Linked DNA regions of Homo sapiens: regions 1 and 3 are each linked to region 2. A link is a loop called in an ENCODE intact Hi-C map of the cell type or tissue named here. Cell type or tissue: IMR-90. All regions are shown on one strand. Links, peaks and the distances in the headings refer to the core of each region. The heading gives the core; the rest is flanking DNA.

Region 1 (8,274 bases), core at 2,055-4,554, 350 kb after region 2:
TTCTTCCCCTGATCCACCAGCACTGGACTTAGGTGGCCCTCCAAGATGGTTCCATTTCAGGACACTTATTGTACATGCCTTCTAATTTATCTTCCACTCTATAGGTTTCCTGGGGGCAAAATCATGTCTTTTCACAATAGCCAATCTTTTCTTTGACTTCCCAGACATCAATGTCATATGGTTCAATCTAATACCTTAACCATGACCTTATAAAACCAAAGCTAGGCACATAGGAGAGGCTCACTAAATACTTCTTGCCCAGATAAACTTATCACAGTAGATATTCAGAAGGATGACATAGTTGTACCCATCCTCAGTCCTCAAATAAGAGTTTAATTATGTTATGTAAACCATATGATATACTAGTGAGGCAGGAACAGATACACATTGTAAAAGAGATCCAGAACAAAATAAGATTTCTCTGTGGCCTTCGCCAATCTTAAAATGTAACTATATTTACTGAATCAAACTCTTACAGCATAATAAACTTACTTACAAAGAATCAGGGTAGACAGCCTAACCTTGAGTACCTCAAGTCTTTGCCCCTGGATCCCACATAACAATATCCTTCCCTCTTTTAAGGAAAGCTGGAAAGAAAACCACTCTGCCAGCAGAAGGGCAAATAAAAGGTATGTCTGTGCCTGCACACAGAGGTTGGCATCCTACCCTGATTTGTGACCCATAATTAATGTCAATTTCATAATTTCGGAGGATAGAAGATCAACAAGGAAGCTGACCTCTGGCTGTCTCACAGCTAATCATCTTTTGAGGCGGAAACTTGAGAGGAAACAGAAACGACAGGCTGGAGCACCAGGCTGTGGCTCGGAGTGTGTTTTGGGTGATCTGCCAAGCAGTGAGAACCCATGGTCACGTGCCCTCTCTGTGCTGGCCCCACAGTGACACCTGCTCACCCTCCATTGGGTAAGGTGGGAACCTGCATCCCACCCTGTAGAAGGCTTGGCTGGACGCCTGCTAGTCTCTACAAAGTTCCTTCTCATTGTGTGCACTCTTCTACATGGCTTCTTAATTATGTATGTGCACAGGCTGTGTCGAATGGAGTTGCCTTTGCCTCTGCTCACCACGTATTACATTTTTAATCAGTATATATAATTACTTACCGCAAGCTGCCAGGCCAGATTTTCTGAGCATTAGTCTAATTAACTTAAACTTGATAATTATGTTTCGGATACCATAGCAGTACACACGGAACGGCAGACTTTGCTGCCAGCTTATTTGATTCCAATAACGTGTTTTCTCAATACTGGACTAGTTTTGATTTTTTTTTTTTTTTTGAAAAAAATGGCCATCTGATAATTACTTTGGTTTCAAAATTTCCCCTCAGATAAACCCATTCTGCTATTTAGGACAGCTTCTCAAATGATTTACACGGATTGAACTGTTATAGTATGTTTCTGTGTATTTTTACACACACAAATCTGTTTTTACTAATATAAATTCAAACTGAGGAGAAATGACAGTAGAAGGAATTCTGATGGTCAAATGACAGAATTGTCCATGTTTCAACTGCTCTATGCATTGCCTTTTCCATTTCAATTTGGGTTGATGAAAAATGAGAGACAAGGAAAAGCAAAACAAAACTAAACAAAACACAGAAAAATGCCCAGACTTGTAAGGGAGAAAGGTCAGCTTCTGGTTGAACGAGGGCATGATAAGTTCCCACACTAATAAGGCTCAATTCACCTAGGGCTTACCATGTGCCAGGCACTGCAAAAAGCTCTTTTTTGTGGACTATCTCATCGAATCGTCCTAACAACCCTATGTGGTAATTAGTTATTACTATAGGTTGAATTGCATCCTCCTGAAATATATGTTGAAGCCCTAATCCACAATGTCTCAGAATGTAACTTGGTTTGGAAATAGGGTCTTTGTAGAGGTAATCAGGTTAAAAGAAGGGCATTAGGGTCAGCCTTAATCTAATATGACTGGTGTCCTTATACAAAGGGAAAATTTGGACCCAGCAGCTGCCATGCACGCAAAGAGATTAAGTGAAGATGAAGGCAAAGATTGGGGTGACGGATCTCTAAGCCATGGAATGCCAAAGATCATCAGCAAACTCCCAGCAGTGAAGTGGACACACTGAACAGATTCTCCCTTAGAGCCCTCAGGAGGAACAGCTCTGCTGACACCTTCACCTCGGGCTTGTAGTTGCCAGAACTGTAAAACGACAAATTTCCATTGTTTAAGCCACCCACCCAGGTTGTGGTACTTGATTACGGCAGCCCTAGCCCTCTAATACATATACTCTGGTTACCACTACTCCCCGTTTCACAGATGCCAAGGCTCAGAAAAGCTATGTGATGTGTCCAGGTCTGCACAGCTGTCAAGTGGCAGGGAAGGAGTCCACAACAGGCCTTTCGGACTCCCATGCTCAACCCTTGACCTCACCCATGCCTGTGCCACTCTGCTTCTGCCCAGGAGGCTGAAAGAATCAATACAACAAATCCCAGAAGTGGATGAAGCACTATGAACACTGTAATGCTTCTAAGGTAAAAGTCAAGCTTAGATGGTGCCTGTTTTCACATTTGCACATCGCCTCTTTTATTTAACACGTAAAATGACTGCTTGAAATACCTGCACTCTAGTTTTGGAGGGCAACAACATGGAATTTAAATTTTCTTAGGGTGAGGGTAGCGGGATTATTTTGTTCTCTTCTCACATAAGACAATAATGGACCAAAAATACCACTTACCAATTACAAAAGACAACAAATAACAGAGCACAACTCAATGAATCGAATTGCAGAAGGAAGAACAGGTGGGCTTTCCCAAGATGTCATAATAGATGGAAGGAGAACAAGAGAGAATGAACCTGCTCTATAAAGGCCAAAGACAGGAAATGAGAATCATTCTGGGGAAAAGATACAACCTTTATCCAGGAGGAAAAGCATGGGAATATGATAATAATTTTTAAAAAAGACAATTCTCCAAGAATATCTCCTGGAATAGATCCAACGGAAAGCTTGACACCAGATAAAGAAGGGAGGTCAGGTTCATTGAGGGCCTATTACATTTGGGGTATGTTTGAGGGTGAAACCCCCCATAGAGTGTTGTGAAGTAGAAGCTATCGCCTCCCACTTTGCAGATGGGGAAATAAAGTTCTAAGCAATTAAATAATTACTAAAGGGCAGCTACTCCTTGGCCCAGCAAATCACTGGAAATGCTGACATGGAAGAACAGCAGGAAGGGTTGTCCTAAGAAGAATTACTTTCCTTCTTCAGACTAGTAGTGTCTCTATGTCTGTGGGGAACGTGCACAAGCTCACACTCAAGACACAGACTTCTCGTCATAAAAAAATTTCACAAATTACCTCTAAGTTGCTCTAAAACGGGAGTGCTTATCATTTTTAGGCATGTCAGCACTTTTTAGAATCTGATCAAAGCTATGTATGACTCCTTTCCCTAGAAAAATGTGTGCACACACATAAATGCATACACTTTACTTGAAATTTCTAGAAGGTTTGTACACCCTCAGGGATCCATGAGTCACAGCTTTAAAGCCCACAAAGGATACATCTGCCTCCAAGGAGCCCAGCAACTTTATGACACACTAAAACAAACACATAACATGCACTCGCACAACCTTGACCAGGACAGTCCCCCTCCACAGTCACTGGCTTGTATCTCCATGTTAGCACACCCACCTCCACCACTGAGGGGGAGCTCTGCTGTGCTTCGTTGATCTGCATTCACTAATCTACATTCCAGGCCCCACATAAAGCAAGTATAAAGTGAATGTTAAGTGAATTTGAAGTTAGAAGACCTGGACTTGAGCTCTATCACTCCCTCTGGGTCATGTTGTTTCATCTCCTTGAATCTCACTTTTATCACCCACGCTATTAGGCAGAAATCACCCCGGTTTGCCTCACCTTTTCTGAAGGATTGCTGGGAGGAACATATGCAGCAATGCAGGTGGAAGCCATTTAGAACAGTAACAGTGAACACTGACTGTGTGCAAACACTGTTTTAAACACTTTACATTTATTCATTAATCTTCATGACCATCTTATCAGGGTGGCAGTGTTACTATCCCCATTTCAGACATGAGGAAGCTGAGCACAGAGAGGTCGGGGAACTGGCCCAGGTAGGCACAGGGCTGGGATGCAAATGCAGGCAGGCTGGTGCCAAGGCCAGCTCTCGTAACCACTGTGCATAGTGCCTCTTCAGGAGAGGCAATGCCACAAAAAATGTCTAAAATTATCCTAACGAGAAGGCAAAAGAACCCTGTGAGCCTTCTATGAACATTAGTGGAGTTTGGAGGTGTGGGGTTTGCAGGGCTTTAGATTTAGACCACCCAGAAGAGCTCGATGTTACATATAACTGCAACTAGCTTGTGCATCCACAACTCCAAATTCAGCCCTGTGGTGGTCAGCGAATATCGAGGGAGAAAAGCAGCAGCCTCATGTAGGAAGTGTAGGGCCAGGGCCCCCTCTCAAAGCTCATTCACATGTACTTACTTTGACTGCCACAACGAACACATTTGTAGGCTTTCCGGCTTGTGGCTTACCTGCCTGTGACCACAAAGCTCATATGTACCACAAGTCCTCTTTTTCCTACTTCAAACAAACAATGCTCATCTCCCTCCTCTGAATTTTTTTGTTTGAGAGTTTCCACCTTAAGGTTTTCAAGGGGTCCACAATTCAGTTGTATCTTGAGTGGAAATCTTATTCTGTAAGGCCCCTGTCTTCATTCTCACACAGTCAAAGCACACTAGCTGACAAGCAGGCTTCGAGCAGAGCCATGATAAAGCTTCAAGCCCTGCCTGCCCAGAGCTCACAGCCCCGGTGGGTGACCCGGAAAATAAGCAGGCACCTGCAAAAGGCCTGTAAAGTGCTGTGATGAGGAAAATATGGGCAACTGTGGGAGTCACAGAAAGGGGGTACCTAATCCAGCATGGGGAGAGGGAGACACTAGAGGGTCCAAAAAGCTGCGTATCTTCTCTGCCTTTGTATTGTCACAAAAATCTAGGAGTCCTCATGAGCTCAATGTTAAGTGGTTGCATGCTTTGACTCACTTAATCGAAAATGTTTTTAAAATCCTGCTTAGACCTTTTTCCTCCCACTGTTCCCTGAGTTAGCTCCTTCTCACCCTCTGGGTCTCAATTTCCAATGTAATTAATTCCCTCTTTTCACGAAGCCTTCCTGGAGCACCCTACACTGCCTGGCATCTCCTGTGCCATCTTCCTGCACTTTCTTCCTTTCTTCCCAGGGAGGCAGGCTTCATCTTGATGTCCCGGGTGTGGACTGCAGACCAACATCACCTGGCGGCTTGTTAGAAAAGCAGAACATAAGGCCCCATCCCAAATGATTCCTCAATACTTTAAAGCTGCCTCGCCCAGGACCTTAGCCATCAGCCCCATGTGACTACCAGGCCCCTGTAAAACGGCTTGTCTGAACTGAGAGGTATTGCAGGTGTAAAGTACATACCAGATTTAGGAGACACTGTGAAAAAGACTGTAAAATATCTCATTAATAATTATTTCATGTTAATTACCTACTGAAATAATATTTATGATATTTTGGATTAAATAAAATATTACAATTAATTTTATCTGTTTTTTTAATATGGCTACTATAAAACTGATAGTCACATGTGTGGTTCCCATTATGTTTATTTTGGACAGGGCTGCCCTACAGCGTGAGATGCGCTGGTTTGGATAATGATCAAGAACAGGCATTGGCAGACGACAGCCACTGGGTCAAATCTGGCCAGGTGCCTGATTTGGTAAAGGGGCTTTTATTGGAACACAGTCACACTCACTCATTTACTGTCTTTGGCTGCTTTTGGGCTACAGCAGCAGAGCTAAGGATTTGCGACAGAAACTGAATAGCCTGAAGAGCTTAAAATATTTACCATCTGGCCCTTTTTAGAGAAAGTATGCAGACCCCAGTCAAGAACGTTCATTCCAGAACTGGACCGATTGACTTAAAATCACGTCTCTACCACTTTTTGGTGTGTGAGGTTCGGCAAGTTACCTCACCTGCCTGTGCCTCAGTGTTTGTATCTGAAAACAGAAGATGAGCATACATACCTAACAGAGTTGTTATGAAGATTAAATGAGTTGATATATGTGAACTTCCTTAAATAGTGCCTCATCCATAGTAGGTTCTCAATAAATGTTAGCCACCATTAATATTACTGCTAGCAGTTATCACAAATTGTAATGACACATTTTTGCTTTAACTTTTTTTCCTGTCTGTCTCCCCATCAAATTAAAGACCTAGGAGAGTGGCATCATTTTCTGTCTTGTTCCAGCTGTTTAAGCACAGTTAAACAGCCCACACGTGAGATTCAATACATATTTGTTGCATGAATCAAGTGCAGAGGAGGGAAGTAATTTTCCTAAGGCTCCACGGCCAGAAAGTGGCCAGGACTTGAATGTGGTTCTATCTGCTTGCCAAACTCAAATTCTTAACTTCTCTTGATACACCAAGTGTAGTCTATAGACCAGCGACATCAGCATCACTTGGGAGCTTGTTAAAAATGCCGGAGCTTAGGCTTCATCTCAGACCGACTGAACTAAAAACTCTATTTTAACAAGATCGCCAAGAAATTCATAGGCACATTAAGGTTTGAGAAGCACTGCTCTGGGCTATAATTCCCAGTTTCGACTCATGTGCTTATTTGTTCAACAAGCAATTAATTTAGCATCAATCATTCCACAGAGCCTTGTGTTTGGACCCCCTAATTCCAGAGCTGATGATTTCTATTCATCCCGATCAGGTCCTGGGGGTGTTTAGGGTTTGCAATGAACGGCAATGTGCTGTGTCAGAAGTGCCCTTTCTCCTACCAGGTTCAAACCACTGCAATGCTGGAGTGACCTCTCTGCACAGAAATCTGCTTAACATTCCTTACCCGCCTGTAGTGACCAGGCCACAGGCTCCGGCAGATGCAGAAGGTCTGAAAATCTAGTTGTAAGTAATTTTCCTCTAGGTGCCTACCTCAGTGAATTGGTTCTCCTGTGCATTTTATACATCAGTGGTCGCACCACTCAAACACACAATCCATTCCCGAGTTTAACAGCTCAGGCACCTTCCTTTTTGATTTTATAAATGAATGCAAATCATCTCCCACTCATATTATAAACCAATTAAAATTCTCCTCACACTTTTAAAAAAACTTGTTACCTGGCTCAAAGATCCTTAGCTCTTTTCTTAGAAACTGGCCCTTATGTGGCCTGTATGTGAGGATGAGGGTGTTTGAAATTAGCAGGAAATCTTAGAATGGTTTCCCCTTTGTCACAGCCAGAAGTTTCAGATTGTGGTCATCAGATGAACGCTTTAAATGAGAAAAAGACTGATTAGCATAATTCTTAAAGGTCTGAACTCTACACTCACAGATGGCCTCTGAGAGGATGGATGGTACAGAAAGGAGATTAGGATAAATCTAATTAGTTTGGGGGTGTTCTCATTTCTCAAGTGGTGAGCGATGGAGAAGAAGTGATGGATGGACAGATGGAGATAATGAAGCCCCATTAAAGCCTTTTTTGATTCTCATTCTCCATGATGGAGCACATTATCCCATTAATGTTTCTGTGAGCTAACACAGCCAAAGTTTGGCGCTGTCACCTCGAAAATGAATTCGAATTGCCTGCCCAGCTCCTTACATGTGTCCACAGGAGTTAAATGAGCCTGAAAACTGTATTCCTGCTGAGAAGCCCATCCTGGCAGCATGGGCTGGAAGCCCTCCCCTTTGGGAATGGGCCTTCCTCCTGGCTGGTTTCTAACAGCACTCAGGCCAGAGTCCCATAGCTTTTCTGCTCCGGGGTTCTACAACTAGAATTTCCTCTGAAATGGGCTGTGGCTTGCACGTATTTCCAGGGTACTGAGACAGACCGCTGCTGTTCTCTTCAGTGGAGGTGACAGCTACAAGTGCTCACCATCACACTCTGATTAGGGACCTGAGGGCAGGGTCCAAAAACAAAAAGTGGCAAGACAGGCCCATGACTCAGTCACAGAGATGTGACATAAATAATAATACAGGACATTGCACAGGCTATGTGCAAAGTAAGGGCCTGACTGGCTCCACTAGCTCAGAGAACAGTGAGACAGTGATGGGCCATCCAGGAAACAGCAGGGAAAGGGGAGAGACTCCTCGGGGTTTGAAAAAAGAACCATGTGCCCCCTGATGACAGCAGCCTCCTAAATGGACCCCTTGCTTCTACTCTTGACTCCCTACAGTCCAGCATCATTTAAGAACATAAACCAGATCAAATGATTCTCCCCTTCAATAATAATCAGAGCTGACATTTATTGAGC
Region 2 (8,274 bases), core at 2,038-4,537:
CCACCTGTGTATATTTGACACCAATGCAATCAGCATCACCGAAAGAAAGAGCATGAGAAAAGTCCCCCAGAAGTGATTCTCTTGGGGTTGACTCACGTCATGAGTCATAATTCTTCTTCACCATTATCATAGTAGCTCCCATTTATTGACTATGAACTTGGTTTCATCATTGCATTTACTAAGTACAGTCATCTATCAGTATCTGTGGGGGATTGGTTCCAGGACCTTCCTCAGATACCAGAATCAGCAGATGCTCAAGTTCCTGACATAAAACGATGTAGTAGGTGCATGTAACCTATGCACATCCTTCCATATACTTTAAATCATCTCTGGACTACTTCTAATCCCAAATACAACCCTACATATTATTTCATTCTCATGGATTCAGTGGAGTACCTGGTGTGCAGCAAAATCAAGTTTTGCTTTTGGAGTTTTGTGGGATTATTTTTCTGAATATTTTCCGTCTGTGGTTGGTTGAATTCATGGATGAGAAGCCTACTGATACAGAGAGTTGCCTGTAGCTTCCTCAATCATCTCTAAAACTCCTTGGAGAGTCACAGTGCCTGTCCTGCTCACACCTCCATCTAAAGGAAACTGCCCCAGCCCCACTGCCCAGGGACCACCTTTGAGGTCACACGTGCCTGCTTCTTTTTTTTTGTTTTTTTTGTGACCGAGTCTCGCTCTGTTGCCCAGACTGGAGTGCAGTGGTGCAATCTCGGCTCACTGCAAGCTCCACCTCCTGGGTTCACACCATTCTCTCGCCTCAGCCTCCCGAGTAGCTGGGACTACAGGTCCCGCCACCAAGACAGGCTAATTTTTTGTATTTTTAGTAGAGACGGGGTTTCACCGCGTTAACCAGGATGGTCTCGATCTCCTGACCTCATGATCCGCCCGTCTCGGCCTCCCAAAGTGCTGGGATTACAGGCGTGAGCCACCGTGCCCGGCCCACACGTGCCTGCTTCTAGGGTTGCAAGCTTGACCTACTAACAGCTGACCCACAGACCAGCCAGGCTGGGATTTTGGTGACCTAATTAAAATATTAGCTTGGCCAATTACTTTCTCTTGGGGATTTTACCTAAGTGCAAAAAGGCCCCGCTAATTTTCAGTGACAGCTGAAGCAGAAAGGATAGATTATTAAACTGAGATTTTTAGCCTGGGGTCCACAAACCCATTTCAAATCTTTGTGAGATTTGGGGTTTGTATGTATAAATGGTATGAGCAGATTCACAAATTTGAGGTGCAAGTCGGGTCACACAGCTTATTCACTGATTACTTGCTCCACTCCTTAGCACAAGTTTCACTATCACCCTTTCAGGACCCCCTTACCCATGAGTAATCCAAGAACTCTGAGGTTCCGCGGTGCTAAGGGGCTCCCTCCAGTTCCCATACTCAAGCCAAGAAAACTGGAAACCGATCAATCCACCGCTACTGACGCTCCCTGGTGCCATGCTGCGTCTAGGTCAAAGCCTGGTCTCCTCAGTCAACAGCAGATGTCATCGCTGTCCTGATGGAATGAGGCCTGTGTGGTTCCTGGACGGAGAACTGAAATAGTGTCTTAGAGCTGGCACAAGATCTCAGTGCTCCAGGGCACCACAGGGGCTGGGTCGGTGCTCGTCCTGGTGTCTGGTGTAATGTGGACCTGGAGTCCCGTCCTTTTATCTTCCAGGGGACAGGATCTCAAAATGCAAAGCATGCTATCTTCCTTCTCCTTGTCCCCATCGCAGGAATACCTGTGCTTCACATACCCTTTTGAGTAAAACCCAAAGTGGTAACAGGGTTTTCTCTCTCCCCCGCTTTCTTTTTTTACGTGAGTCAAAGCTTTGTGAATTCAAGGTGGATTTCTGAAGCTTCACTCACCAACGCAGGGAGAAAAAAATGTTAAATCAACAACAAAGCTTGATCTTTAGATAAGCATTTCACTACCTATGCATTTATCTGAGAAGTGGGTCCCTCGTTCTGATGGGATTTCCAGGGGCATTCATGGTTCAGCAATAGATGATTAAGAGAGAGAAAGAATCAAGAACCGCTACTGTAGAGAGAGGGCCCAAGGGCATCCCCGAGGCTGTAAGGGACAGTGTCAGGAGGTGCCTGAGAGTGAATGAGGGGAGCAAGCCAGCATGCTGGACAGAGAGGAGAAAATGCCTGGCCTGTAACTGAGTTGCATGAAGGGGGTACTTGAGAGAGTGCCACGCAATGTGGCTGCGTCTCACAGACACGTCGTGGAGAGAATAAGGAATAAGAACTATAACATTCCATTTATACAAAGCTTGAAAACAAGCAAAATTAACCTACAATAACATAGGTGAAAAGAGTTATCTGGGAGGGTACCAGCTGGGTAGAGAAGGCAGTGCTGGGCAGGCTGTCTATCAGGGAGAGGGTTACTGTTTCTTAAAGGGCTAGCTGCTGATGATTTTAGGCTTGGAAACTGCCAGGTCTCTGGGGCAACTACTCACACAGTCATAGACAAGACATAAACAATAGGCGTGGTGGTGTTCTGATGAAACCACAAAACCAGTAGCAGACCAGATTTAGCCTGTAGGCCTGAGTTTGCTGACTCCTGATCTATATATCTATTAATATCTTGGTGTGGGGTGGTCGTTACGTTTTGTATTCATATATAAAAATTCACTGAACTTGTGAATTTCATGATTTAGATACTTTATTGTATGTAAATTATATCTCAGTTTTAAAAAATCTATTAAGAGATTAAGTTTAAAACAAAACAACAAAAATCTTTGTGGATTCCATGTAGGTATTTCCTAGAATGAACCAGGTTCTGCAATCCAGAACTCATCAGAGCCTCTGCTCTTGGGTTTTATGAGGTTGTCAGTGTATCCTCACACCACTCTGTCTTTACTTGAGCCAGCTGGAGTGGGCTTTGTGGCAGAGAAGCCCTCCCAGAGCTCCTTACCACCATTCTGTAGGGCAGCTTTTACCACCCGCCATGAACGATGGACCAGGCTCCTGGGGTTAAATAACCTGCCCAGGATCACATAGCTCACACAGAGAATACACAGCTCCCACAGCTCAGTCCTTCCATATAACTTTAAAACTCTCTGGACACAAGTCCATCTTCCCCTGGGCAGTTACAGAGAAGCTGCATTTTCTAGGATTCGATTCAGCCTCACGTCGGAGTTACCTCATTGCTGCCTAGCCTTTGCATTCTCATGTTCCAGCTCATCGGTGATTGTTTGTTCTTGGTGCTGAACTTGACAGGAGATGAAGAAAAACACACAGCCAAGGTCAGAGAGCAGCAAACTCTCTCCTCCATTCAGTCTGTTTTCATGTTTAAACTGCACCGATTAAAGAAAATCATCTGGACGTTTTGTCCAAGCACTTGGCCGGGCTGGTGAGGGTCATCCCTGAGCTCCGTCCTCCCATGTCTGTAAGCCTTTGCTTACCCACATCCAATCTCACTGATCCCAGGATGAAGACAGAAGAGAGAAAAGGGATTCTGACATTAGCCATCACCATTAGGGTTTTTCAACATCTGACCATTAGGCAAGGTGAAAAAGAAGAAAAGCTGTTTTTCTGGGCACTTTGGGCCTGAAGAACTTCAGCTACTTAAATCAGAAGCAGAGGCTTTGTTGTTTTGGTTTTGTCTCTGTCATTTAGAGGGCTCAACCTGTGTCATGAAATGCAGCACTCTTACCTTTGTATTTTGCAGTTAAGTTGTGAGAAAAGCCCTCAAGTGGCCGAGAAGGTTGCTTGAAAGACGCACGCACCTGGGTGTCTCCAGTCATACTCACACAGGAAGGAGTGAGCAATGAGGGTTAAAACCATCCCCAGACGGGACCACCCCCATGTCTCTTTGCCTCCCCATCCCCTGTGTTGGTTTCCCATGGCTGCTGAAACACATTATCTGAGACTTCGTGGCTTAAAACTGCAGACATTTATTATCTTATAGTCTTGGAGTCTGATGTGAGTGAGTCTCACTGTGCTAAAATCAAGGTGTTGGCAGGGCTACCTTCCTTTCTGGAGGCCATTTCTTACCTTTTCTGGCTTCTAGCAGCTGCCTGCCTTTTCCTGGGCTTACAGCCCCTTTCTCCATCTTTGAAGACAGCAATGTTGGATCTCTGCATGCCTTTCTTCCGCAGTCACATCTCCCTTGGACCGACACTCCTTTCTCTTCCATTTTTAAGGACTCTTGTGATTACGTCGGGCCCATACGCATAATCCAGGATAATAAAGCCAACCAATTAACTTCAATTCCATCTCCAAGCTGATTCCCTGTGCCATGTAGCCTAATGTATTCACAGGTCCAGGGATTAGGACATGGACATATTGTTTGCCTCCTGTCCCTCATGCCCCGACTCACCAGGGCTGGTACCCAGCCTATCCAAGACACACTCATTTTCCCTGAACATATATGTGCCAAACATAAACAACAACAAAAAGTTGCGTGGACTCCAGATAGGTAGTTCCTAGAATGAACCAGGTTCTGCAATCCGGAACCCAACAGAGCCTCTGCTGCTGGGTTTCATGAGGTTCTCAGTGTATTCTCACATCACCCTCTGTTTACTTAAGCCAGCTTGAGTGGGCTTTGCTGCAGAGATGGCATGTATGATGAGTTTCCTGCCTATTTCAGAATCAGGATTGACTAAAATGTTTACTTACTTTCATTCAGCGAACCAAACAACACCAGAGTTTAAGGAGCTCAGGTTGCCACATTGCCCTTATTGCAGGGAGACGGCGTCTTTTGCCTGTAGTCATTCTCACAGTTCCTGCTTGTGTCTCACCCAGAACCCTGCCTTTACTGACCACAAATTGTCCCCAAATGCATTCGAGAAATTTCTCCAATCCTATATCTAAATTTATGGTTCACTAAAGGGGAATGTGCACATCGCATATGAAATATTTGAAATGCTTATTAATTAACATATCACAGCCTGTGCAAATAACACATTACATTCCTTGCTATTTCTTCAATGACATTTGGAGTATTGGTGGACAGAGCTACAAATATTTTTGTCTGGTCTCGCGGAGACATTCTATCATGGTTTAAGTACGATGGATGATTTACACAATAAAACCACAAAACCAGTAAGGAAATGAATAGGCTGACACACATGTGGGCACTCGTAGCATATTGAGAAATTTAGCAAAGTGATTCATGGTTAAGAGTTTGAAATCAAACTGCCTGGGTTCAAATTGTAGCTCTTCCACCTACTAGCTGTGTGCCTTAAGCAAGTTTGCTTACCTTTCTGTGCTTCATATTTCTCCTCTGCAGAATGAAGATAACAATACCACCTAAGTCATGGGCTTCTTATAAAAGTGAAATTAACTAATACATGTAAAGTGCTTAGAACCATGTGTGACACATAGTAATTACTCAAGGAATGTCAATTCTTGTTGGTGTTATCATTAACATCATTACTATGTGGTAGACACAGGAGGCTCACTTGGTTCAGGTCCCCTGTCCTCCTGGAGCCTACAGGAGGAAAAAGACAGATAAGTAGGTAGGGAGGAAGTAGCCAAGGGAGGAAAGAACAAGTGCACAGAAATTGAAATGGGGATCAGGGAAGGTTTCTTAGAAGAGGCAGAATTTAAGCTGAGGCTGACGGGATACAAAGAACTTAGCCAGTGTAGCTAGAGCCAGAGGTGGAGGTGGGAGTGTTGTAGGAGTTGGGCACAAGGTCTGGAGGCCTCAGTAGGATGCTACCTGTGAGTTCCTACTGTGAGTACCAGTGTTGGGTGTTGTCAGGGCCTCCTGGGCCCACGGGAGCTCCTGTGGGGGCAGTTGCCACCTATTTCTCCCTTCCTCATCGGGTCTTCCCTGTATTCTTTGTCCACCTTTTTTTCTTTCCCTTCTTTGTTCCTAAAGCCTTGGCCCTGACAGCAATCTCAGGGGGGACAGGTTAATGGCCTCTAGTCTAGATACAGTCCCTTGGGGGTAGGAGGTGTGCACGGGCTAGATTGTCATCCTTCTGGTCTGGGGACTCTATGATCCCAGATCTTAAACACCAGACTCATCTTTCTCTGCGATATCGTTTCCAGTAGAGCAGTTCTGAACCATCAGTCACATGGAGGCTGTGCTGGTCTCTCTCCCATGCATCCAGCATCCTGGCACCACTTGTCCCAGAACATGAATAAAAACTAACTTATGTGAGTCCTGAAACTCTGGCCTCAGCTTGCAAGAAGAGGGTGTGTTAGAGAATTTTAGGAGCATTATAGACAGCACTAGCCTTTCTCTGGTCATCCTGACAAAGACCTCAACTCTCCTGCTTTTTTGTTTCTGCTCTAGGTTTGATCTGGCTTTGGCCATTCACTTGGGTAGGGGCTGTCTGGAGTGCTGGAAGCACATGGGCTAGAATCTTGTCCGTTGTATAAGTTGAACAAATCTTAGCAGGCTTAGTGTCAACTCTCAGAGCACTCCTTTTTCTCATTTGGAAAACGGGAAAATAATACTGCCTTCACACAATGGGATGAATCCAAAGCCCCGTGGCCAGCGCCCAGCATAGTCAGTGGTGGTGGTCTGCATCTCGTCATGTCCTCCAGGCTCTGTACATCTCATCTGCCCTCCCTTCTCACCCTCTCTTCTCTTACCCACTAGCAGAGCCCTTGCAGCTAAGCTGAGCTACACTTTTCCTGCTTTCTGATTAGGTGGCAGCTGTCTGATCTTTAACTGGAACAATCTTGCTTATAGAATCTTTGTAAATTAGAAAACAACCAAGCAGTGCATAGCAGAACATTGAGCCACAGGACCTTGAGCCAAAGATCTCTGTGTCTTCGGTCGAGCAATATGACTGTTCGGTCTCTAAATTTGTGATAGGACCTAAGAGGACTTTTGTGAAGACTAAAGTGAGCTGGTATGAAAGCTTCATGTACAGTGTATTGTTATTTTATCATTACACATGTTATATATCATTACATACAATGATAATGTATTTTATCATTAATAACTACTGGCTGGTTTCTAGATGTTGCAGAGGAAGATGATTAAGTGTCCTCACTGCTGCTTCACTCCCAGGAGCACAGCTGTGATCGTGAAACAACTCTGTCATCAATCGGCATCCTCAGATCTGTGCTGTCCATGGTGGTAGCCACCAGCCATATGTGGCTGTAAAATTTAATTATATTAAAATTCTGCTTCCTCAGTCATACCAGCCACTACATGGCCCATAGGTACAAATGGCTAGTGGGTACTCTATTGCTCAGTACAAATATGGAACACTTCCATTATCACAGAGCATTCTATTGGACAGCTTTGGACCAAAGTATAAGTCCCCTCCCCTCATCTCTTTGAAGAGTTCCAGGAATGCCTGCAGTAAATTTTGGGGATGCTACAGAGCCCACAAAGTATATATTTTAGGTTAGATCATCCCAAATACATCCTTCAAATTTACTATAAATAAAAAGATAAACATCGTTGCTTTGAAAACTGTTGTTAGAATGATGAAGGCAGGGGCCGGGGGCAGTGGCTCATGCCTGTAATCCCAACACTTTGGGAGGCTGAGTCGGGCAGATCACCTGAGGTCAGGAGTTTGAGACCAGCCTGGCCAACATGGCAAAACCCCGTTTCTACTAAAAATACAAAAATTAGCTAGACATGGTGCATGCCTGTAATCCCAGCTACTCAGGAGGCTGAGACATGAGAATTGCTTGAACCGGTGAGGCAGAAGTTGCAGTGAGCTGAGATTACACCACTGCCCTCTAGCCTGGATGACTGAGCGAGGCTCTATCTTAAAAAAACAATTATAGGTGTACGTGTATATATATAATAAAAATAAAAAATAAATTTAGAAAAGAATGACAGAGGCTATTGACCTAAAGGAATGCTCATTACTTCTTACATATATGCCCTTTTTGAGACACCAGCAGGAATTTGGCACAGGGAGATAGTGTTATAGAAAATTATTCAATTTAAAGCAGAGATCATCTGGAAACCAGAACATGACATTTTTGGCTGAAAGGGTGGGGAGTCTTGGGGGTGGAAGGGGGTGGGAATGGAGTCAACCAGCAACCCAGAAGCGCGCTTGGGGAAGACGGTAATTGGCCAGCTCTTACAGAAGTTATCAAAGAGAACATGAGATTTGCTGTAGCCTCTCTGCATAAGTCTAGGACCCCAAGAGGAGTTGGAGAATTACTGTGTGTCACCACGGGGTGTCCTTCAGGAGGAAAGGGCAGGCCTCAAGTCAGATGCCAGATGCTATAACCATCATTATCTGCAGAGGAAAATTGGGTCTGAAATGTCCCCCTGGGGAGCATGCTCCCTCCTCGTCTTCTGGCTAGACGTTCCTCCTGCAGGGAGGCGAGGCTGAGGACTGGGACAAA
Region 3 (8,274 bases), core at 2,055-4,554, 180 kb before region 2:
CCCTTTAAGTCAAGAAATCATATTTTTCAGGATTTAGTATTTTCCACAAAAGGGTGGGGGGCCTGGGGAAGGGAGATATTTACTCAAACTCCCACCAGCTGAAACCAATCCCTGTTAAGGTTTTGTTTCAGTTGCTAGAGCCCACATCTCACACCACTCCATTTCCTACCTCTTCCTGGTGAAAATCCCCAGAAGAGCCGTCTACACTCACTCTCTGCTGTCCCTCTGCCCCCATCCTCCCTTCAGTCCTCTTCAGTCAGGGCTTCTTCTCCACCATGCCATCTGGGTCCTCACATCCAATGACAGTTTTCAGTGCTCTTCCTACTTGCCTTTTTAGGAGCCTTATTAGGACACCCACACCTTGGGGTCACCCTGGACTCCTCTCCCTCACATTCCACATTCTTCACCAAACCACATCAGCTCCACCTGCAAAATACGCCCAGAATCTGACCCTTCTCATCCCATGTTCTACTACCATCCAGGTCCAAGGCATCCCACTGTTGACTGAGATGATTGCAGTAACCTCCTAACTGCTCTTTTGCTTCCATCCCTGCTATTGTCTCAACGTTTACATTCCCCAAAAATTCCCGTATTGAAACCTTCACTCCCAAGGTGATGGTATTAGGAGGCGGGGCCTTTGCCAGTTAATTAGGTCATGGTGATGAAGTCCCATGAATGGGATTAGTTTCCCTATAAAAGAGACCCCAGAGAGATCCCTCACTCCTTCTGCCTTGTGAGGTCAGTGAGAAAATGGCCGTCTATAAGGATCCAGGCCCTCACCAGACACCAAATCTGCTGGTGTCTTGATCTTGGACTTCCCAGCCTCTAGACAATGAGAAATGAATTATGTTGTTTATAAGCCACCAGTCTATGATATTTTGTTATAGCTGCTTGAAAGGACGAAGACAAGTCCTTACCCCTTTCCAGCATATTCCCAACATAGTAGCCAGAGTGACTCAATCTTAAAACAGGTCACATCCACATTTGTTCAACAAACTGCCCACAGCCTTCCAAGAAAGCCCTGTGATTAAATAATGATTTCCATGAACTGGTGTGATCTGGCCATTTGCTACCTCACTTTGACCTCACTGCCACTTTCCCTCATTTACTCTGTTCTGGCCACTCTGGCCCCTTTGCTCTCTCTTGAATATACCAAGCACTCTCCTGCCCACCAAAGCCTTTACTGTTTGCTGTTCTCTCTGCCAAAGCTTTTCTCTAATCATCAGTATGGCTCCCCACCTTACTTTCTTCTGTTCTGTTAGCAGTGAGTCTTGCCTTCTGTGCTGGGAGTTCCTGGAGTGCTTCTCCCTGTCCTGCTCTGTTTTTCTCCATGGCACGTATCACTGTGTAACATACTTCATGTTTACATGCTCATTTGTTTATTTTCTATAGCCTGTCTCTAGAATCTAAGCTCCGTGAAGCAGGGAACTTATTTTTCTACTGTTATGTCCCACGTCCAGAATTATGAAATGGACCCAGTAAGAATTTGTGGTTATGAATAAATAAATGAATGACTCTAGTATTCTTTATATTATATATCCAATTCACTTTTAATAAAATGGCATCATATAAACATAGCTTGCTTTTTAAAACCTAATAAATTGTCAACAATTTCCCATATCAAAAATATTATTCTATAACATTTTGCATAATGACTTCTCGATATTCTATTTTAGAGATGCACAATAATTCATTTAATTCTCTAATGCCCCTTTTGATGGTGTGCAAAATTTTTATAACAAAGATGACCACTTGAACGCACATCCCTTTCTGATGCACTCTCTCTTTCATTCTGTGGACTAACACTGCAACTGGAAAGCTGGCAGGCCTGGAGCTCTGCTGGCACGTACAAACTTGTGGCATTGTCTCTGGGCCTTTGGATTCCTTGCTTTATAAACTTCCCATAGCTACCCAAATGTTGCGCCTCTGGTTTCCTTTCCTTTTCCAAACCACCATCCAGTTTTGTTGAGTACTGCATTTCAATACTTCGCCTAATAGGACGTGCATCCTGGGCTGAAACTGCAAACTTTTTTCCCTTAGGAGATTTTGGTTGATAATATAGGAATATAGCTTATTTTATTTTGCTAATTTTATGGAAGCTCCTGCCTATGACTTAATCTTTAGCACCTCTCAAATCAATTGATCAGAGGCAATTTAGAGAAAACATCTGTTTTCATTTCCTACCTAGTGACCAATAAGTGACTGTTTAGGAATAACTAAGTGTTCTCACTTTTAGCATGCAACAAGAACTGCGTGCCTCAGTTACTAGCATAGGAACTTGCTGTGTCCTGAGGGGAAATGTTTTTCTCTGTAGGAGGATAAGCTCCTTAGTAGCATGAACCTGAGCATAAATCAGAGCTTCATTAGCTTCAGGGACTATCCTTTTCGTCATCTAGAGAAATACACTTTTTAATTTGCTTGCCACTAAAAGTTTAAAGAGATCCCAATTATTTTTATTTATTCATCCAAGTCAGCTAGCCTAAGATGGCCTTACTCAAAGTCTCAGAATAAAATAAAAAAAAATTACCGGAATAAAAGCTGCTGTACAGTTTCCTAGGAAAGGTAGGTTATCTTTATCTGTAAAACATACTCAATTTAACTATTACATATGATTGACATTATGGTAATACTTAACTATTTTTATAAAAGTCTTCAGTATGCTCTGTCATTTGACCTTGCAGCCGGAATATCTTTATTTTATTGGACATTGGAGAGGAAGTTCTTAGAAAGGGCAGTGTTTTGTCTGTTGTCATAGAGTTAATCAGTGGTGAAGCCAGAATTTGAATCCCAGCCACAGACCTGTTTCTTATCACGAAGTCGAGGTGCTTGGCATTATCCAGTGTTCTGTACCCTCCTGCATATTTGAATTACCTGGGGAGATTTTTAAAAATACAAATTCCTGGACTCATCTCTCTCAGATATTCTGAGTCCTTAGGTCTGGGGCAGGGCCAGGAATCATTTTTTTAAAAGCTCCCTGGGTGATTCTACCATGCAGCTTAGGGGTTCTCCATTGCAGTTTCCCTCGGCAGAGAGGAAATAATATGCAATTAGCCACTAATCAAGAGAAGGAGCAGTTTAGCTCATAAGATAGAAAAGAATTATGTCTTTGTTTTGCTGTCCTGTCATGTCGTTAGAAAAAAAATCATGGGAGTTTAAAAGTCATTGCAGAGGAATTTAGCTTTTTATGAAGAATTATGGGATGGCAGAGCTTCTAGGCCCCCTGAGGAAATAAATCTGCCCACTTTTGGCTGGCGCATGACTCCTTTAACAGCTGTGTGTGGTCAGCAGTTTACCTTACAATTACCTTATCTTGACCTATCTCCTTTTGATGATGCAAAAGGATGTTAATCAAGGTTGACTCTTTTTTGGTTCATCCTAAGAATTGACCCCAATCAGTGAATCTCCGCTCTTTGTTTAAAGTTTTGAAGCACAAAGTTTTGACTGTTCCATTTATCTTTTCTGCCTCATCTGCAAAGGAATTGGCACGTCTCCAGGTCTCCAACTGTGTGGCTACTTCTCATGCTCGCATCTCAGAAAAGTGATGGAATTGTCTGTTGTACGCACATCAGCAATGTTCAGTCATGAATTGACTTCTTCGGACTCTAGTAGTGCCTCTTCATCAAGTCTGTGTGTATTTTTTCACCAGTGCTGATGCTTGATTTGTTATTCCTTGTCTCTGCTGCCTCAGACAGGCCTTCCCGGGATTCTAGTCCTATGTTGTTTGTCTCTATTCATGTGCGTCATTATTGTGTAACTGCCCACATTTTAAATAATTGGCTTTGAGGAGGTGAGAGGCACCCAGGCAAAACTAAGCCCAGTCTTTCAGACCCACTTGCCGGTGTTGGAGTTGGCAGCACAAGCTGGGTATTCTGAGCTAAAATACTTCATCTCTTTGAGCCTCAGTCTCCTCATTTGGTTTGAGGACTAAATAAAGCAATTTAAGTCTCTGGCACACTATGGGTGCTCAATGTTAGTCTCTTTTTCTTGGTTTTTCTAAATTTGGTGTAACATGATTCAAATACTATTCACTACTTAGATAAACCTGACTGTGTTATCTTTGTTCTCATTAAATAGATCTGGTTACCCAACAATGCAGTTTCCTGAGCTCTGTATATTCTGACCAGAAACTACCCAGAATGTGGCCAGCCCTTAAAACTGCAAGTCACCTGGGAAGGGAAATAGTATTTATTAATACTCCACCCCACCCCATAAAACAAGATATGCGTGTGTGTGCACTCATGCATGCATGCACACACACACACACACACACACAATACTCAATGAACTGTGCTACTAGGGACTTTCCTCACAAAAACTTCATGAGGTAGGCAGCATTAATATTCTAACCTTATAGATTTGGATTTGAGACTTAGAGGATCTAATTTGCCCACGGATACACGGCCACTAATTAGTAAAGCTGGAATTCCAACCCTTATCTCTCTGATTCCAAAAATGGTTACCTCTTCAGTAGGCATCTTTTGGCTTTTTGGTAGGATATCTATTCAGAGAATAGTAAAAGAGATACTTGAACTACAAAGTGCAATTCATCATCTGCTTTCACAAGCTCCAACATTTCCATGAAATATTTGGATAGGGTGAGGTATGGCAACTTTGGGGGTGTGGGTGATTTGGTTCATAACTGTGTGTTTATGTGTGTGTTGGCATGGGTGTGTATCTGCAGCATGAATGTAATTATAATAACCCACTCACAAAACTCCTCACACTAAGGGGCAGAACTCTGTATGTTGAGAAACCACAAGTCTTTAAGTAAGAAATGTCTCACAGGAGTCAAATATCAACCAAACATCTGTGTGGCTAATCAAGGAGCTACAAGGCCACACTTAGTCAACAGGAAGAGTCCCTATAGAAAGACATCACTAAAAGCAGTGCCATATGATTTATTTGCTATAACTCAATTTCCATCTGTCTCATAAGGTGGATTGTGTACACACTGCACTGCAGGCATTCAGCCACGGTGGAAGCATACCAAGGAGCAGAAAACCTTCTCCTCCCTCGGGCTATTGGTGATATGCTCTGCTAAGAACCAGGCAGGGCCAGGGTGGCCTACAAGGAAATGCCTTGGGCCGTCTTGCCAAGACTTCATACCTTTAGGAGCTGGCTGGATCATGGGCCTTTGAACAAGGTTCTGTAGCAGTAATGGGGCCAGGTGGGTTTTAAGCATTCTGCTTTTCTCGGAGATTCCTTTGACTCACATTTGCAGACTCCAGATGGTAATTTTGCCACTTCAGGCAAGATGCTGTTCATAGTCCCTTAAATTTCTTACATAAATAAAGAATGAGCCAAATAAATACTTTCTTGCTATTGTGTGTTGAAGAAAATCAGGTGAAACTGAAACCCTTTCGCATTCTGTAAACAGTATACAAAATGTAGGAATGCTTAAGGCTGAGTAAAAACCAGTGTGATCCTATAAAACCAAGCCATTGCATAAGAACCAAAGAACTTCTAGAGCCTTCTGAAAATTAATGATTATTTTAGACAATATTAACCTTTATTTTTTGTAGGTAACAGGAACCTCATCTATTTTGTTTCAAAAGCTTCCTTGTTTAGGTTACTATAATATCCTCAACAGCTTTGAAGGAAGAGATTTTAAGAAACTATTTCTGTAGGAAAATTTCCTCCTTTGGCATTCCTTTTTGTTAGGCAAACCTATCTTATAGAAAGTCAGCACCATGACACATTTGCTGTGGAGAGAGAGGAAAGGAAGTCAAGGAGAGGGTACCCTCAGACAGGGTTATATGTTCTCCCTCCAGGACCCATAGTGATGATATGGTTTGTCTGTGTTCCCACCCAAATCTCATCTGGAATTGTGGATCCTGTAATTCTCACCTGTCGTGGGAGGGACCCAGTGGGAGATAATTGAATCATGGAGGCGGTTGCACCCACACTGTTTTTGTGGTAGTGAATAAGTCTCATGAGATCTAATGGTTTTATAAGGGGAAATCCCTTTTGCTTGCTTCTCATTCTCTCTTGCCTGCTGCCATGTAAGATGTGCCTTTCACCTTCCACCATAATTGTGAGGCCTCCCCAGCCACGTGGAACTGTGAATCCAATAAACCTCTTTTACTTTATAAATTACCCAGTCTCAGGTATGTCTTTATCACAGCGTGATAATGGACTATTACACAGAACATTTCTGAAGTACACTGTAGCTAGCTGTGTGACTTAGGGCAATTATTTAAAGACTCAGAGATTTAATTCCCTCACCCATGAAATGAAAATAATAATATATATCTTTTGGGTTTCTCTTGATGGATAACATGAAATTACAGAAAATCATGTTGTTACTCCAATGTGCTGAGTAGACAGGGTTCATTAAATATTACTTACATCTGAATCTGAATGTTAAAGTGTAATGCTGGAATGGGAAATGCAAGAGGACAATTCTTGTTTTGTGGGGTTGGCATATCTGCTGGGTGAGGAGGGCACTTCCTCATTAAATTACTCAGCAAACTTCACTGAGAGCCCATTGTGTTCCAGGCACAATGCTGGATGCTGGGGAGAGGGATGAATAAAAGAATCTCAGCTCACATGGAGCTCATGGCCTGGTTGGGGAGAGGGACATTTAAATAAATAAATCACTATCTGGTGCTGAGTGCAGCAACTGAATCATGTGCAGGGTAGAGAGATAACACAAAGAAAGTAAGGTCAACAATGTAAGGTCATGGGTTCAGTCTGATCTGCTGTCTGTTTTGGTAAATGAAGTTTTATTGGAACATAGCCTGCTCATTCATTTACCTATTGTCTATGGCCACTTTTACCCTTACGGTGAGTGCAGTCGGTTCTGCTCTAAGGATGCACATGCGTTTCTGAAAATCACCACACTATACACGATTGTGTAATAAAAAACACAAGGCCTATGGGGGAAATGGCACTGGGCACAGCACTCAAGAACTTGGCCAGTGACACATAAAAAAATGGATAACCTGAAAAAGATGACAACATATTTCTACACATGTAAAATGGTTAAGAAACATATAACAATACTACCACAAATATGGCCACTTGCCTTGAAAAAGCCCTGGCATTAGCCTGTAGAAGTGGGAGTGAGAAGCGCTGCAGCTCATGAGCTATTGTGGAGCGGTCAGAGGGGGTTATCTGGAATCCCAGGGAAAGTTGTAGCAGTGGATGTGCATGGTGTGGCTTATACACTCATGCTGAAATGAGGGTGGATGGCAGATGTTTGATGGGGGTGTGTGTGTGTGCATTGTATAATTTCTTACGTGTCTTGTTACAGATGTGTTCAGTTTTTTTGCTTTTACTTAGTGTTTCTCACAGAGGAAATTGCACATAAGCAAACGTGAAATTCATGTCACGCCCATATTGTTCCCTAATATATTAATCGTATTGGAACAAATGCACATTTCTAAACAAGTGTTAGAGCAGAATTGATTGTTGTTGCAACAGAGACCATATGGCCCACAAATTCTGAAACACATACTATCTGGTCCTTACCAGAAAATGTTTGCTGACTGCTGGCACAGAGGAAGGAGGGGTCAACTCTGAGGGAACAGGAAGGCTGCCAGAGGGTGCTGTGTCTGAACTGTGTTTAGGAGGTTGAAGAAGGCAAGTCTGAGAGGTAACACAAGGGACTGGGAACATTTTGCCATTTTTATTGTTATTCCCTCTCCCATGCATATACCTACATTCACTTATCCTCCTTTCTTTCCCAAGAGTATAGCTCTTCCAACTTTTGTATAGAGTGAACCAGGATGCAATACACAGCCTTATGGGTCAGAAAATGCTCCTCTGATTTAGGAGCACTCAAAATGCTGAAAAAACCCCTCCTCTTGTCAGCCCATATCTGGGAATGGCACAGGCCTTGCCTGGGCCATCCCTTGCATGTGGAAAAGCAGTGGTTCAGTAGGAGAGGCAGCAGAATGGCCCATCAGTGGGTTACTAGGATACCATGTGGTCTCCCCTTTTACAACCCTCTTTGTGAGGTCCAACTCCTCCCTGGGGTCTGGCCTCATCAGAGTTTTCATCCCTATCTCCCTAAATCATACTGAACTTTTTTCTAATTCCATATGAGAGTTATGAGTCTGAACAGAGATATGCAAAACCATTTCAAAAAATTGGCTGTTTTCCAGATCAGCAAAATCAGTAGGAGGTGATTAAAATAACTGACCTCAGGAAAAAATACAGAGATGACATTGATGAGAAGGAGGTGTGTTAGTCAACCACAAAGAAAAGAAGGAGAGAGGACATTTTGGTCCATCTCTCTAAGGCCTCTGTTCTTATCAGAGGAAACAAAGG

What was found. A loop is a pair of places that touch in the nucleus more often than their neighbours do. Peaks named below come from ENCODE experiments on the same cell type or tissue, not always from the same donor. Only the 100,000 strongest peaks of a DNase experiment are listed, where the experiment ranks them.
Region 1: it touches region 2 in a loop (2.3-fold over the local background); 3 of 110 quality-filtered maps call a loop at or near these places.
Region 3: it touches region 2 in a loop (1.9-fold over the local background); 2 of 110 quality-filtered maps call a loop at or near these places.

Annotation. Positions count from the first base shown.
Region 1 is chr3:59,768,456-59,776,729 of GRCh38, forward strand. The region is part of intron 8 of FHIT (fragile histidine triad diadenosine triphosphatase); the gene reads right to left. All of the region lies in intron 6 of CFAP20DC-DT (CFAP20DC divergent transcript), which reads left to right. Among named protein-coding and RNA genes, the nearest start is that of CFAP20DC-DT, 690 kb to the left of the region's middle. In IMR-90, for the core only: no CTCF peak of the experiment used is centred there; a DNase peak (open chromatin) is centred at 3,496; H3K27ac peaks cover 725 bases.
Region 2 is chr3:59,422,387-59,430,660 of GRCh38, forward strand. All of the region lies in intron 5 of CFAP20DC-DT (CFAP20DC divergent transcript), which reads left to right. Among named protein-coding and RNA genes, the nearest start is that of CFAP20DC-DT, 340 kb to the left of the region's middle. RefSeq lists a silencer at 2,398-2,517. In IMR-90, for the core only: no CTCF peak of the experiment used is centred there; DNase peaks (open chromatin) are centred at 2,475 and 3,175; H3K27ac peaks cover 1,269 bases.
Region 3 is chr3:59,242,704-59,250,977 of GRCh38, forward strand. All of the region lies in intron 4 of CFAP20DC-DT (CFAP20DC divergent transcript), which reads left to right. Among named protein-coding and RNA genes, the nearest start is that of CFAP20DC-DT, 160 kb to the left of the region's middle. In IMR-90, for the core only: no CTCF peak of the experiment used is centred there; a DNase peak (open chromatin) is centred at 3,468; H3K27ac peaks cover 833 bases.